Regions from separate parts of the Homo sapiens genome. Here region 2 is linked to region 1. Evidence: chromatin contacts called from ENCODE Hi-C or POLR2A ChIA-PET data. All regions are on one chromosome and are shown on one strand. The core of a region is the stretch at or near the end of the contact, and the rest is flanking DNA. Distances in the headings are between cores, read along the strand shown. Region 1 holds the start of PHB2 (prohibitin 2). Region 2 has its middle 25 kb from the start of SLC2A3.

Region 1 (2,700 bases), core at 190-2,689:
ACTGAGACTCCATCTCAAAAAAAAAAAAAAAAAAAAGTGTATTTAGAACGAAGATTAAAATCCTGGCCTGACTTCTAAACCAATGCGATTTCTTCTGGGCCTATTCAATTAGTTCTAACGGGTAAGAGAAAGGAGGAGGAAGAACACTGCCCAAGGCTTTAAGATAGAGAACTGCTGGTTCTATTACATGTGGGGAAAGAGATGAATGATAGATAAAAATGCAGATGTAAAAGTTTTAAATAATAACCAGGTCTGGACAGTGTATCATAGGTGGATATTAGAGAGAGGTGACTATGGATACTAATGAATTGAAACACGAAGCCCTTACAAAAAGTGTGGGCAGACTAGGCTACATAACTACGTTTCTCATCTGCCCAGTAACTTGTCTTGGGATGTGGAATGACGCAAGGAACGAAACTTTCCTCTGCTTAGACTACTATACCACAGAATCCTGGTAAACCAATTGGAAGCAAGGAGGTGAGGGCTAGAATATCATTCAAAAAGAGCAAAAGAAAATGAGTACTACCGGCCGGGCACAGTGGCTCACGCCTCTAATCCCAACACTTTGGGAGGCCGAGGCGGGCGGATCACTTGAGGTCAGGAGTTCGAGACCAGCGTGGCCAACATGGTGAAACCCCATCTGAACTAAAAATACAAAAAAATTAGCCGGGCGTGGTGGCACCTGCCTGTAGTCCCAGCTACTCCAGAGGCTGAGTCAGGAGAACTGTTTGAAGGCGGGAGGCAGAAGTTGCAGTGAGCCGAGGTCGCGCAACTGCACTCCAGCCTGGGCGACAGAGCGAGACTCCGTCTCAAAAAAAAAAAAAAAAAGAAAGAAAAATGAGTACTACCATCCCAGGATGTCAAATCAACGCAAAGCCAACCAAGCCACCTTCCTTCAAAAGCATCTTTCACCCCTCTCTGCTTTCTACATCCACTCTGGGCCCCTTACCCTCATTCCACGGAGTCCCAACCTATCGATTTACTACTTCTCCACTTCCTGTCCCAAACTACCTTGACTGTCTCCAGACTGGCCCCTTCCAGCACCACAATAAGCCTACGGCCTCCGATCTTGTTTCCTGCCCCTAGTCGGGGCCGCTTGGGTGGCAGAGCATCCCAGTCCTGTGCCTGCTCCCCACCGCTTCGTTCACGAGGCTTGAATCCATCACTGGGCGCGGCCATCTTGCAACAATACCGGAAGTTGCGCTAACGCTCTTAAATAAGAACAGCGCGGCTTCTAATCACAAATTTCCTTCCGGCTGCCATTTTGAAAGTGGGCCAGGAAATGGAGATGACTTGCTGTCTTGCGCTGCCCTCCCTGGGAGGGCAGCCTTCCAGAAAGGGGCGGGACTTCCGTATGCGCGATTCCTGTGCGCGAAGTTCGGGTCCGTAGTGGGCTAAGGGGGAGGGTTTCAAAGGGAGCGCACTTCCGCTGCCCTTTCTTTCGCCAGCCTTACGGGCCCGAACCCTCGTGTGAAGGGTGCAGTACCTAAGCCGGAGCGGGGTAGAGGCGGGCCGGCACCCCCTTCTGACCTCCAGTGCCGCCGGCCTCAAGATCAGACATGGCCCAGAACTTGAAGGACTTGGCGGGACGGCTGCCCGCCGGGCCCCGGGGCATGGGCACGGCCCTGAAGCTGTTGCTGGGGGCCGGCGCCGTGGCCTACGGTGTGCGCGAATCTGTGTTCACCGGTGAGCAACCTCCGCCTGCTCGCCGGACGCTTCCAGTCCCTCCCCCAAACCCCTTGCCCTGTCCCCGCGCCCCTCCACGGGCCTAGCATTTCCTCTGAGCAGCGGCCTGGCCTGATCACCACCCATCTCCCCACAGTGGAAGGCGGGCACAGAGCCATCTTCTTCAATCGGATCGGTGGAGTGCAGCAGGACACTATCCTGGCCGAGGGCCTTCACTTCAGGTAATGGCGGGCAGAGCCTGCTGACCCTGACCTTTCACCCTTGACGCCGACCCAGCAGTGGCTATAGTCGGACGTGCAACAGGATTCAACGCTGCTCTTTTCCCACCCTCCTCATCCCTGCCCCTAGGATAGTGGGTGCTGCGAGAACCTCCAGCAGCATACAAACTGTTGTTTTCCAGAGGGACAAGAGAATCTCTCCTTGTCTGTGGTCGTGGAGAGGAGCAGGCCAAAAAACGCGTGGTGAGGGGAAACCGGGCAAGGCTAGTGAAACTGCGGCCTTTTCTTTTTTTTTTTTTGGAGAGGGAGTCTTGCTCTGTCGCCCAGGCTGGAGTGCAGTGGCGCGATCTCGGCTCACTGCAACCTCCGCCTCCTGATTTCAAGCGATTCTCCTGCCTCAGCCTCACGAGTAGCTGGGATTACAGGCGCCCGCCACCACGCCCGGCTAATTTTTGTATTTTAGTAGAGACGGGGTTTCACTATGTAGATCAAGCTGGTCTCGAACTCCTGACCTCAAATGATCCGCCCGCCTCGGCCTCCCAAAGTGCTGGGATTACAGGCGTGAGCCACCGCGCCCGGCCGAAACTGTGGCCTCTTAATACCTATCCCTGTCCTCTCCAGGATCCCTTGGTTCCAGTACCCCATTATCTATGACATTCGGGCCAGACCTCGAAAAATCTCCTCCCCTACAGGCTCCAAAGGTAGGTCTGAGCACTTGGTAATCACATGGCAGGTGGGATGATCAAGGTAGCTGGCAAGAAACCCCAGGGGAATATGGTAGTGTCAGGCCTTTAGG
Region 2 (2,703 bases), core at 21-2,520, 990 kb before region 1:
TCTGTCTCGAGAACAACAACAAAAAAGAAATAAAACGTAAAAATGAATACATAGCCTCATCCCAGTAGAATTTAAATTCTATGCAAACAGGAAATGGAGTTCTCCTACCACACCATAGTATCCTCAGAATATAAACTGGGTTTGGCAACATAGTAGATCTGTATAAATAAACGAACCCAGACTTATATCCCCTTGTGGATTTTTCAGGCCATTTGTCTTTCTTATTCACTCTTGTTGTCACTACGTTAGTCTGCTGCTGTTTATTAATAGTATCTAGGGGAAGAAGGCCAGAGAATATCAAGGTAAGGTCCACAGCCTTTAAAGGGCCACTTGTCAGGGTATAAGATTTCATGGGTTATCTCTTAATTTTGAATTTCATTTTTTAAAAATTATAAACTTGCTTATTTTCCATTAGCTTAAAGCAGCCACTTACATGTAATTGGAATTAAGCTGGATTTTAAAATTTACCTGGGGTTCGCTCACGCCTGTAATCCTAGCACGTTGGGAGGCCAGGGTGGATCAGTTGAGCCCAGGAGTTCGAGACCACCCTGGGCAACATGGTGAAGCCTTGTCACTACAAATGATACAAACATTAGCTGGACATGGTGGCATGTGCTTATAGTCTCCGCTACTCAGGAGGCTGAGGCAGGAGGATCACTTGGGCCCAGCAGGTCGAGGCTGCAGTGAGCTGAGATCGTGACACTGCACTCCAGCCAGCTCCTTTTTGCAACAGAGAAAGACCCTGTCTCCAAAAAATAAATAAAGAAAATAAATAAATCTACATGGAATCTAGTTTTTGAATATTGTGGTTGTAATCAAAGCAACTTCCCATGTCCGAACACTTAAACAGTTACAGGATTATAGGGTCAGGCCACTGAAGTCAACACTTGTTGCACACATTTTAAAAACAGGTAGAGTATTGCTGCAATAAATTTGCATTGAATCATGCAAGAAGTACTCGAGATTTTGCACTCCCATGAGATTGTGCACATCCATGCCAAACAGACCAAGAACCAAAGAGGATGAAGGAAAACAGGACGCTGAGGGAGATAAAGATGTTGTCGTATCGCTCGGTGGCATCAACAGGAGGATAAATTCCATAGGAGGAGAAGAGAAACAGAAGAACAAAGAAGGGACCAGAGTATTTGATCCGCTTTGAGTGATGGAGCTTGTCGCTCCGGAGATTCAAGATGATCTGCAACTCACGTCTGCACTTGCTTACGCAGCCTTTTACAAAAGCAAGACGCCAGCAGGCGGGGCTAACCTACAGGGTAGATACAGACAGGAAGAAATTCTTTGGTTTCTGGGCCCGCCTCATCCAAATATTTCTGTAACTGCCCTATTCAGCTGGGAGGCTAAAAATAAGAGGTCAACAGCTTGTGTTATTTGTAAGAAAAATGCATAAATTAGGGAAGACGGGTTTTTTTTGTTTTTTTTTTTCTTTGAGACAGAGTCTCGCTCTGTCGCCCAGGCTGGAGTGCAATGGCGCAATCTCGGCTCACTACAAGCTCCGCCTCCCGGGTTCATGCTATTCTCCTGCCTCAGCCTCCCGAGTAGCTGGGACTACAGGAGCCCGTCACCATGCCCGGCTAATTTTTTTGTGTTTTTAGTAGAGACGGGGTTTCACCATGTTAGCCAGGATGGTCTCGATCTCCTGACCTTGTGATCCGCCCGCCTTGGCCTCCCAAAGTGCTGGGATTACAGGCGTGAGCCACCGCGCCCGGCCGGGAAGCTGATTTTTCACTACACAGAAAGATTGTGTGGCACTTGTAAATGAAGTATGTATAGTAGAATATGCATCAGGTCATAGAATTACTACAAGTATAATAGCTAGAAAACTGTATAGTATGTAACAGCCACTGAATGTTAAAAATGTGTTAAATGCCTGTGGTGTCAAATGTATGGAAAAGGAAAATACACGAGTCTTTTTCACTTAAGAGAGCTTTGCCGCTGCTACTTCACATCTCTTCCTCTTCAAGTTGCTAAAGGCAAATGCTAAAATATTACAGTGACCCCTTATACAAGTGAGGGTGAAGAGTTTTTGTCTCTTCAGACTATGGCATGTTCTGAGGATTGTAGTGCTATTTTGCTTAAGTACCTTAATCAGGCACTAATGTTACCTGCCCTTTCTCTTAACTTCCCCTTGCCTGAAAGGAATTGGGGCCTCAGGCTTGAAAGGAGCTTGCTCTTTGTGATTCCACCAGGAGCCGTCCCTAAAAGTGGGAGGAGAACCTCTGTTGCAAGCAGACCACACCTGCTGTTTCCACACTAAGGCTCCTCTGCAGTGGCTTCCTCCCCACTTCCTACCACATTCAATGCCCGGAGGCCAATCTGGCTGTATTCTGAGTCTTGTACTCCTTTTTGAGACTGTGATAAGAGAGTTTGCACCTCACCGCCCCTCAAGAGTACACTAAAATACATTTGCATTCACTTTCGGGGGTATTTGCCTAGTCTATGTTATTTTTTCTTTCTTTTTTTGGGGGGGTGGGGGTGGCAGATAAAGAGGGAACAGGGTTTGACTCTGCTCCCCAGGCTGGAGGGTAGTGGCTCACTGCAGCCTCAAACTCCTGGGTTCAGGGATCCTGCCTACTCAGCCTCCGGTGTAGCTGGAACTACAGGCATGGCACCACCACACCTGGCTCATTTTTAAAGTTTTTTTGTAGAGATGAAGTCTTGCTATGTTCCCCAGGCTGGTCTCAAACT

The links. A loop is a pair of places that touch in the nucleus more often than their neighbours do. ChIA-PET counts read pairs that join two places held with the same protein, here RNA polymerase II (POLR2A). Pooled maps may share reads with other maps.
Region 2: a pooled map shows a loop between it and region 1 (4-fold over the local background). The contact joins the enhancer-like site here to the promoter of PHB2 in region 1. A Hi-C loop is called at or near these places in 6 of 50 pooled maps. POLR2A ChIA-PET finds 5 or more read pairs at or near these places in 2 of 52 experiments (GM12878 and OCI-LY7).

Annotation. Positions count from the first base shown.
Region 1 is chr12:6,969,403-6,972,102 of GRCh38, reverse strand. It overlaps PHB2 (prohibitin 2), which reads left to right and starts at 1,439. Exons shown (of 10, transcript NM_001144831.2): 1 at 1,439-1,686; 2 at 1,823-1,907; 3 at 2,526-2,605. The coding sequence starts at 1,560. It overlaps EMG1 (EMG1 N1-specific pseudouridine methyltransferase), which reads right to left and starts at 1,190. Exons shown (of 6, transcript NM_006331.8): 1 at 1,012-1,190. The coding sequence starts at 1,179. RefSeq lists enhancers at 883-1,002, 1,053-1,232, 1,323-1,392, 913-1,515.
Region 2 is chr12:7,959,423-7,962,125 of GRCh38, reverse strand. No RefSeq gene overlaps it. Among named protein-coding and RNA genes, the nearest start is that of SLC2A3, 25 kb to the right of the region's middle. RefSeq lists cis regulatory regions at 1,083-1,417, 2,190-2,315. Within about 2 kb of position 1,270, at least 34 of the 41 ENCODE cell types and tissues checked have a DNase peak (open chromatin) inside an H3K27ac peak, as active enhancers do; they include GM12878 and OCI-LY7, where a contact is called at or near this core.